2 separate regions of the Homo sapiens genome follow, and region 2 is linked to region 1. A link is a contact called in ENCODE Hi-C or POLR2A ChIA-PET data. All regions are on one chromosome and are shown on one strand. The core of a region is the stretch at or near the end of the contact, and the rest is flanking DNA. Distances in the headings are between cores, read along the strand shown.

Region 1 (3,915 bases), core at 1-2,500:
CAGAGGCCCTGTCTACTCTGTTGGAGTACGGTTCTCTTCCAGAGCTGGGCCAAGGACGCCTAGGGAGCATTCACAGGGTGTCTCTCCTGGATCATCCCATTTGACAGATAAGGGGACTGGAGGTCAGAGAGACTGTACCCTTTTCATAGGATCACACAGCAGTGGCTGCACATCTTAGCTCAAGGCAATGTATAACTCCCAGCCAGGGCTAAAGCTCCTAGGCTGAGTGATTCCCAAAAGAGAAGGCCAGTGGTCACCCACAAATTCCCCAAGTCTGGCCCCTCTTCAGAGCCTTCCTGCCCTGGGGCTCATGCCATGGAATACGCCTCAACTACTTAGAGAAAAGCATCTGGGTGTGCTGGGCCAGGGGCATGTGGCAGTGAGGAGTGACATGTGGACAGAGAAGCAGGTGCTGGAGGGCTCCAGAGGGGCGTGGCTGCCTACAGCTGTGGGAATGTGGAGGGGAGACACTCCAGGAGGAGGTGGCGCCTGGGCCTGCAATGACGCGGACAGGGTCAAGGCACAAAGCACACGAGAGGCTGACTCAGCTCCAAGACTGTTGAGAGTGGCCAGTGAGGGCTGTGAAAATAGGCATGACCATGTGCAAGGCTGGGAAGGCCACAGTCCACCAGGACAGCAGTGAGAACTGAACAGCCCCAAAGGCCTCCATGAAGAGAGAGGAGCCACAAGGGGCCAGAATCTCCCGGCAGGAGCTGCGGCTAGCTACTATGTTTTTATGTTCTTCCTGCCTCAGTCTTTTCAGGCAGGGGTGGCTGAACCAAGAACTCACTGGGGTCCTCTCTGGCTCAGGGGCTCATCAAATCCTAGCCCCACACACACAGAAGCAGGCTCCCAGGAAAATGTGTCCCTGGTAACTCCACAGGGCGGCAGGGCGAGAGGTCCTGGGGGCTGCAGGGTCTAAGAAAGGCAAGGCAGAGGCAGTGGGACAGACCCCTAGCCCCAGGGGATGCAGGAGTGGCCCCTCAGATGCTGGCCAGGTGAGACTAGGCCGCAGGTCCTCCTCCTTCCCCAGTACCTCTTTCGGTTCTTGACCAGTGGTCCCTCAGAAAAGTCCTGGGCCTCTAAGGCAGGAAACAATTTCCCAACAGGCCTCCCACAGTCTGCCATCTCCCAAGCCCTCTGTCTGGACCAGGTAAAAGTGCTGCTGACTTCCTCAGGCCCTGCAAAAGCAAGCTTTCCCAGAGGCAGGGGTGTCTGTGGCTACACAGCTAGCAAGCGGCAGTGCTTTGGACTCAGGGGCTTTCAGATGCTATTCACTCTCCTATTTAAGGGCTCCACCTGCTTCCTGCCCCCAGCTTACTTACCATCTCCTTCCTTCCTGCCAGGGCCCCTGAGCCTGGAGCCTTGGGGCTGGGCTGAACCACTGCGGGCGATGGGGCAGTACCAGCATAGCCTGTGTGGAGGAAGCCCACCTGCACTCCCAGAAGGCCCAGAGATACCCCACCCCGTCCCCCATCCTTGAACACCTGCCTCGGGCCTGGAGGTACATGTCAGGTCACAGAGGTACAGGGAGACAAAGTGGGGCATGACTGGGTGCAAAGGCTTTCGTTCACAACAGGGTGGGGAGAAATGAGGAAGAGAAACTGGGTGTGGGAAGAAAACTGCAGGGATTAGTAAGAAAAAAAACTGTCGCTTTCAGAAACGGTCTCCAGGGTTCTGTGAGAAATCAGAAGGAGAGAGGAGAGGCCACAGGGAACTGTACCCAGAACTCACAGCAGCAACACGCACCCATGCCTCCAGACCCACCCACTGCCCGAGGCTTCAGAAGGCCAACTGGAGGAGTGAACCAGAAGCAAGAGGCGGGAGCAGAGCCTTGCGCCCACTGTGCCCTGCCACCCCCAGAGCGGAGCACTGGCCAAGCAGCCAAGAACATCTAGATCCCGACCACCATGGGAAGGTCTCATTCTGGGCCTCAGTTTCCACATTTAGAAACATTACGGCTGTGCTGGGTGCATCCAGCTCTATCAAGCTGGGTCCACGCCCTCCCCAGACTCACTCTTGGAGGGTTAATCTGATGTGCAGCCACTGTTGTGTGATCGCGTGAAAATGGTGCAGTCTCTGACCTCCAGTCCCCTTAGCGTGGAGAGCTAAGAGACTTCCCCTCCCTAATGCCCACTTAACTGCCCACCCCCGGAATTCCACCACTACCAAAGGACAGGAGTCTCTGGGAGAGGTCAAGGAGCATGGGGGGGTTCAGCTTGGGGACCTGGCCTTTCCAACACAGGCCCAAGATTTAACCTCCCTTATAAAAGCAGGTGGATCACTTTAGGTCAGGAGTTTGAGCCCAGCCTGGCCAACAGGGCGAAACCCGGTCTCTACTAAAAATACAAAAATTAGGTGGGTATGGTGCCACATGCCTGTAATCTCAGCTATTCAGGAGGCTGAAGCAGGAGAATCGCTTGAACTGAGGAGGCAGAGGTTGCAGTGAGCTGAGATCGCACCACTGCACTCCAGCCTAGGCTGCAGACTGTCTCAAAAAAAAAAAATGTATATATATGTATTTTAAATGGCTTTAGAGAAGTACCAAGACAGCAAGGATTTCAGGGGCTGCAATCATGGAGATAAGGGAAGTACAACAAAGTGAGCCTGACATCACGTCCCTCTTTCCCCTTAAAGCATGTCTATTTACATGCAGCAGCTGAAAAGCTGAGAGACTGAGCAGAGCTTCCCATTAGGTTGATGCAAAAATAACTGTGGTTTTTGCCATTGAACATAGTGGCAGAAACCACAATTACTTTTGCACCAACCTCATATAATCTCATGGGCCTGGAGAGAAAAAAAAAAGTGTGTTTAAGCAGAAACTAAAACAGACTACTGACTTCTCAACTGCAACTATGGAAACCATAAGACCATGAAATGGTATCTCAGAAGTGTGGACAAAATAAATGTCACACAAAATTCTAAATCTAGTTAAGAAGCCTTCAAGAGAAAGACTTTTTCAGACAAAGAAAGGTTAGGAGAATCAGTTATCAGTGAATCCGTTATTCAAGAAATACTAAAAGGAATACTTTAGGCTAGAGGAAAATGATCTCAGACGGAAACATGGAATTGCAGGGAAAAAATAAAATGCCTCAGAAAGGGTAAATACAATGGCTTGTGTCTGTAATCCCAGCTACTTCGGAGGCTAAGGCAAGAGGATTGCTTGAGCCAGGCGTTCAAGGCTGCAGAGAGCTATGATCACACTCTGCACTCCAGCCTAGGTGACAAAGCAAGACCCTGTCTCAAAAAAAAAGCAGGGGGAAAAGAGAATTTAAATGAATATTGACTGTATAAAAGAGTAATAACAACTTATAGTATTTAAAATATAGCAACAATAGTGTAAAAGGCAGAGTGGCAAATAGCCTTAAAGTGTTCTAAGGTCCTAAGCACTGTAGAGGAAATGGTAAAAATACTACTATTTTCTATTAGACTTTGATAAGTTAAGGATGTATGTTGTTATGCCTGTGGAAATCACTAAAAGAAAGGGAAAACAGCATACAATTAACAAGTTAACAGAGGAAGAAAGTGGAATAATTAAAAACAAAAAAATCCAAAAGGAGACAAGAATGGAGATAAAAAAGGAAAGTCAAGAAACAAATAGTAGGACAACAGGTTCACACACAAAGCAGGTCCAGGCTGCTATCCTAGGAGCTCCCATAGCCTTACAGTGTCCGGGGCCACCACAGCTCTTGGAGACTGGGCAGGGTGTGACGAGATGGTGCCAGCCAGAGCAGTAGGGCAGGCCAACACCTAACACCTTGTCAGCTGGCCAGGAAATACTGAAGCAGCCTGCACTCACCAGCAGTCACTGGCATCTGGAAGCCACCTTTCTGAGGACAACTGGAGCCAAACAATGGTTCTGCCACCCCCATTTTAGAATGAGGAAGTTGCTAAGGGGAGAAGGTACTAGCTCTA
Region 2 (3,915 bases), core at 820-3,319, 550 kb after region 1:
AGTGACTGAGGGAACGGGGGAAGGGCCCCAAACCAGTGATTATAAAGTCCACGGAGATCTCTAGAGAGGGGGCGTTTTTGCCGCAACAGCAAAAGAAAAGAGAGAGCATTCAAGCCAGGCGCGGTGGCTCACGCCTGTAATCCCAGCACTTTGGGAGGCCGAAGCGGACGGATCATGAGGTCAGGAGATAGAGACGATCCTGGCTAACACGGTGAAACCCCGTCTCTACTAAAAATACAAAAAAGTAGCCGGGCATGGTGGCGGGCGCCTGTAGTCCCAGCTACTTGGGAGGCTGAGGCAGGAGAATCGCTTGAACCCGGCAGGCGGAGGGTGCAGTGAGCCGAGATGGCGCCACTGCACTCCAGCCTGGGCGACAGAGCGAGACTCCATCTCAAAAAAAAAAAGAAAGAAAGAAAAGAGAGAGCATTCAAACATCAGATCAGTTCATAATAAATTTAAAAAGCCTAATTCTTTCCATTTCAATTTATGACCAAAAGAATAAATATGGAAATATATTTATACAGTGTTAAATATATTTATATAGTGTTTTTTACATCATGTGCTCAGTGGGAATACTGCAAATGTGTAAAACACCTAAAATGTAAACTATATTAACACACATTTTAAAAGATACAGGTCTTGGCCGGGCACGGTGGTTCACGCCTGTAATACCAACACTTTGGGAGGCCAAGGCTTGTATAATGCTTGAGCCCAGGAGTTAAAGACCAGCCTGGGCAACACAGCAAGACCCCCATCTCTACAAAAAAATACAAAAATTAGCCGGGCGTGGTGGCACACACCTGCTGTCCCAGCTACTGGGGAGGCTGAGGTGGGAGGATCACCTGAGCCCAGGAAATCAAGGCTGCAGTGAGCCGAGATCGCGCCACTGCACTCCAGCCTGGGAGACAGAGTGAGACCCTGTCTCCAAACAAACAAACAAAAAACAAGTCTTTAGGCATCACTGAGGAACACCTAAAATGGATACAGCACTAACTAGACACCCTCGACCCTGACTCCCTAATAAAAGCGTCAGTCTTTTGCTCAATATCCTGACCTGACAGCAAACCAATAAAGACACGGCATAACCAAACTCCACAAATTTTTGGCCAAATAAAAGAAACACACGCAACGCTAACATTAAACCTTTTCTATGGCCGCTTCACGATAAGTATTACAAAATCCCCAGAAAGAGTTTATTCACCTAGCTCCGACTGTCGCCATACAAGGTGGAGCAGTGAGTGACCCGAACCAGGGGCTGACCCCTGCCAGAGCCCCCACAGCGACTCACTGCCCCCCCCTCCGCATTCCCATCTGCACAACTTTCTGTGATTCAAACAGTCCGGAGCCAGGGCTCCCTGCAACTAACGCTATCGTGACATTATAAGCCGGTTAAATACTGAGGTCATAAACCCACTCAGAAGTAAACAGAAGCAACATTAGTGAGCAAAGTTGAGGTTTAAGCAATACGGAAAACTAGAAACCAAGCAAAACCAGCAAAGCAACTAGCGTTGTCTCTCAATAAGATCTTCCAAAAGAGGCAAAGTGGAGAACCTGCTCTCCCCCGCACTCCGGAAAACCCAAACAGCACCAAAGCAGGTTCTACAACAGCTTCCCGGAGCAACTAGGCCAGGGGATGCGACGCCGCGCATCTCCCCCCGTCACACCAGGGGCCCGCGGAGGTCTGGTGGGGACGCGGAGCTCCAGGGGCCGGCCGGTGCAGGGACACGGCCGGGTTGGGGGTGGGGACGCGCGGCCCTGCCTCCTTGCCGGCCTGCGGTCTCCAGGGCCGGCCCGCACGGCTGCTGGACAGCGCCATGCCCACGCACCCCCGAACCTAGCGGCCCCCATTCCGGAACTCCCAGCTCCACGCGGCTGGGGTCGAGCTGGGGCCCGCGGGCAGGCGCCCTGAGCACCCGCGTGACGGTACCTGTGGTGGCAGCACCTCCCAAGCTGCGGCGGCGGCGGCGGCGGCGACGGGGGCGGCAGCAGGGGCGGAGCGCGGCGTGCGCGCTCTCGGCCCGCAGTCCGGTGCGTGGCGCCCTCCCTCTCTCTCCTGGCCGCCGGGTGCCCGCCCCTTCACCTCTCACCTCCTACCTTTACCCTCCCGCCCCGCCGCCCTCCGCACGTGCGCCCAGCGGCGTGCGCATGCGTAGTCGAACCACATTCGCGTCTCCCGTTCGCCCTCTGGTGGACACCGGAGGGAAGTATGGACGGCCGGGCCGGGCCGGGCCGGGCGGAGCGTGAAGCCGGGTTAGGGCCCGCCGGGTTTGGGCCCACCGGCTCTCATCGGTCATCAAGAACTTGCAGAAAGCCGGGCACGGTGGCTCGCGGTTGTAATCCCAACACTGTGGGAGTCCAAGGCGCGAAGATCGCTTGAGCCGAGGAGTTAGAGACCAACTTGGGCAACGTAGGAGACCTCCGTCTCCACAAGTAAAATTAATTAGCCGGCTGTGGTGGCGCGCACCTGTGGTCCCAGCTACTCAGGAGGCTGAGGTAGGAGGATCACCTGAGCCCGGGAGGTCGAGGCCACAGTGAGACAAAAAACAAAAAACCCACCCTGCACAAGATGCTCATGTTCCCTGTTTTATAATGGCAAAAAATTAGAAGCAGCTGGGCCGAGATACACTGCAAATGCAGATGAGAAGAATAAATAATGTCCATAAAACTAGTTTCCCTATAGACATTTAAAAGCATAAGTTGACATTTAACCATTTTCCACAGGGAACAGGTATTTGTTATAATAGCAACAGCTACGTTCACTGTTTACTAGGTGTCAGTTGCGGAGCTGGTATTGTACATGTCCTCGCATTTGGCCCTCCTGAAAATCCGAGGTAGGTCTTGTTACAGGGCCTCACAGAAGGGGAAGGGGAGGCTGCCTCCCCTCGAGGGAAACACAGGTCCCCACCTGCCCAGCTCTGGCCCAACTAGAGACGCTGCCCGGACCACTCTGGGGGGACTTTGATCATGCTACTGCATGCCCTTGCTGTACCCAGGTCTTGTGTCAGAGGTAAGCCTCCCCTCAGCCCCTGCCTACTGCCCGAGACACCCGCACCCACCCCAGGGCTACCTGGATAAGGCAGGCCCTGTACCTGCCCTCAAAGGCACCAGCAAACTTCTCTGGGAGTTCCAGAAAGTGCAGATCTAGTCACCAATGCAAGGCAGAAATTAGAGGTGGCCCTTCTGACCGCACCAGCCCCCGACCCACTACACATTCTTCAGATACCTCCTCCTAAAACCCAGTTCCCACCGGACTCTGGCCTCCCTCCTTGCCCACCACACTATTGTCACAATGAAAGTAACAATGGGGACAGTGGGCCTTGGCCCAAAGTGACTTTCAGGGTTATGACATTTTCAGCATTGTCTTTTGGCTTAATATGGGAATTTTGATCCTATAAAGAAAGTATTCGCTGGGCGCGGTGGCTCACGCCTGTAATCCCAGCACTTTGGGAGGCCAACACGGGCAGATCATGAGGTCAGGAGATCGAAACCATCCTGGCTAACACGGTGGAACCCCATCTCTACTAAAAATACAAAACAAACAAAAAAAAAATTAGCCGGGCGTGGTGGCAGGTGCCTGTAGTCCCAGCTACTCGGGAGGCTGAAGCAGGAGAATGGCATGAACCCGGGGGGCAGAGCTTGCAGTGAGCCGAGATCATGCCACTGCACTCCAGCTTGGGCGACAGAGCGAGACTCCGTCTCAAAAAAAAAAAGAAAAAAAAAAAGAAAGAAAGAATTTTTTAGGTTATTTTTATTTTTACATTTGAGGTCTCACTCCTTTACCCAGGCTGGAGTGCAGTGGTGTGGTCATAGCTCACTGCAGCCTCAACCTCCTGGGCTCAAGTGATCCTCCCAAGAAGGTAGGACTACAGATGAGCGCCACCATGCCATTTTTGTTTTTGTTATTTTTATCAAGAT

What was found. Hi-C counts contacts between places; a loop is a spot of excess contacts on that map. ChIA-PET counts read pairs that join two places held with the same protein, here RNA polymerase II (POLR2A). Pooled maps may share reads with other maps.
Region 2: a loop to region 1 is called in a map with no recorded cell type, with 4 times the contacts of the local background. The contact joins the promoter of SCAP here to the enhancer-like site in region 1. A Hi-C loop is called at or near these places in 3 of 37 single-sample maps with no recorded cell type and 2 of 50 pooled maps. POLR2A ChIA-PET finds 5 or more read pairs at or near these places in 3 of 52 experiments (AG04449, PC-9 and WTC11).

What each region holds. Positions count from the first base shown.
Region 1 is chr3:46,925,746-46,929,660 of GRCh38, forward strand. All of the region lies in intron 2 of CCDC12 (coiled-coil domain containing 12), which reads right to left. Among named protein-coding and RNA genes, the nearest start is that of CCDC12, 49 kb to the right of the region's middle. RefSeq lists an enhancer at 1,481-1,860. Within about 2 kb of position 1,251, at least 22 of the 41 ENCODE cell types and tissues checked have a DNase peak (open chromatin) inside an H3K27ac peak, as active enhancers do.
Region 2 is chr3:47,473,872-47,477,786 of GRCh38, forward strand. SCAP (SREBF chaperone) reads right to left here and starts at 2,070. Exons shown (of 23, transcript NM_012235.4): 1 at 1,928-2,070. LOC105377073 (a long non-coding RNA gene) reads left to right here and starts at 2,074. Exons shown (of 3, transcript XR_940821.3): 1 at 2,074-2,493; 2 at 2,771-2,831. RefSeq lists a silencer at 1,618-2,157.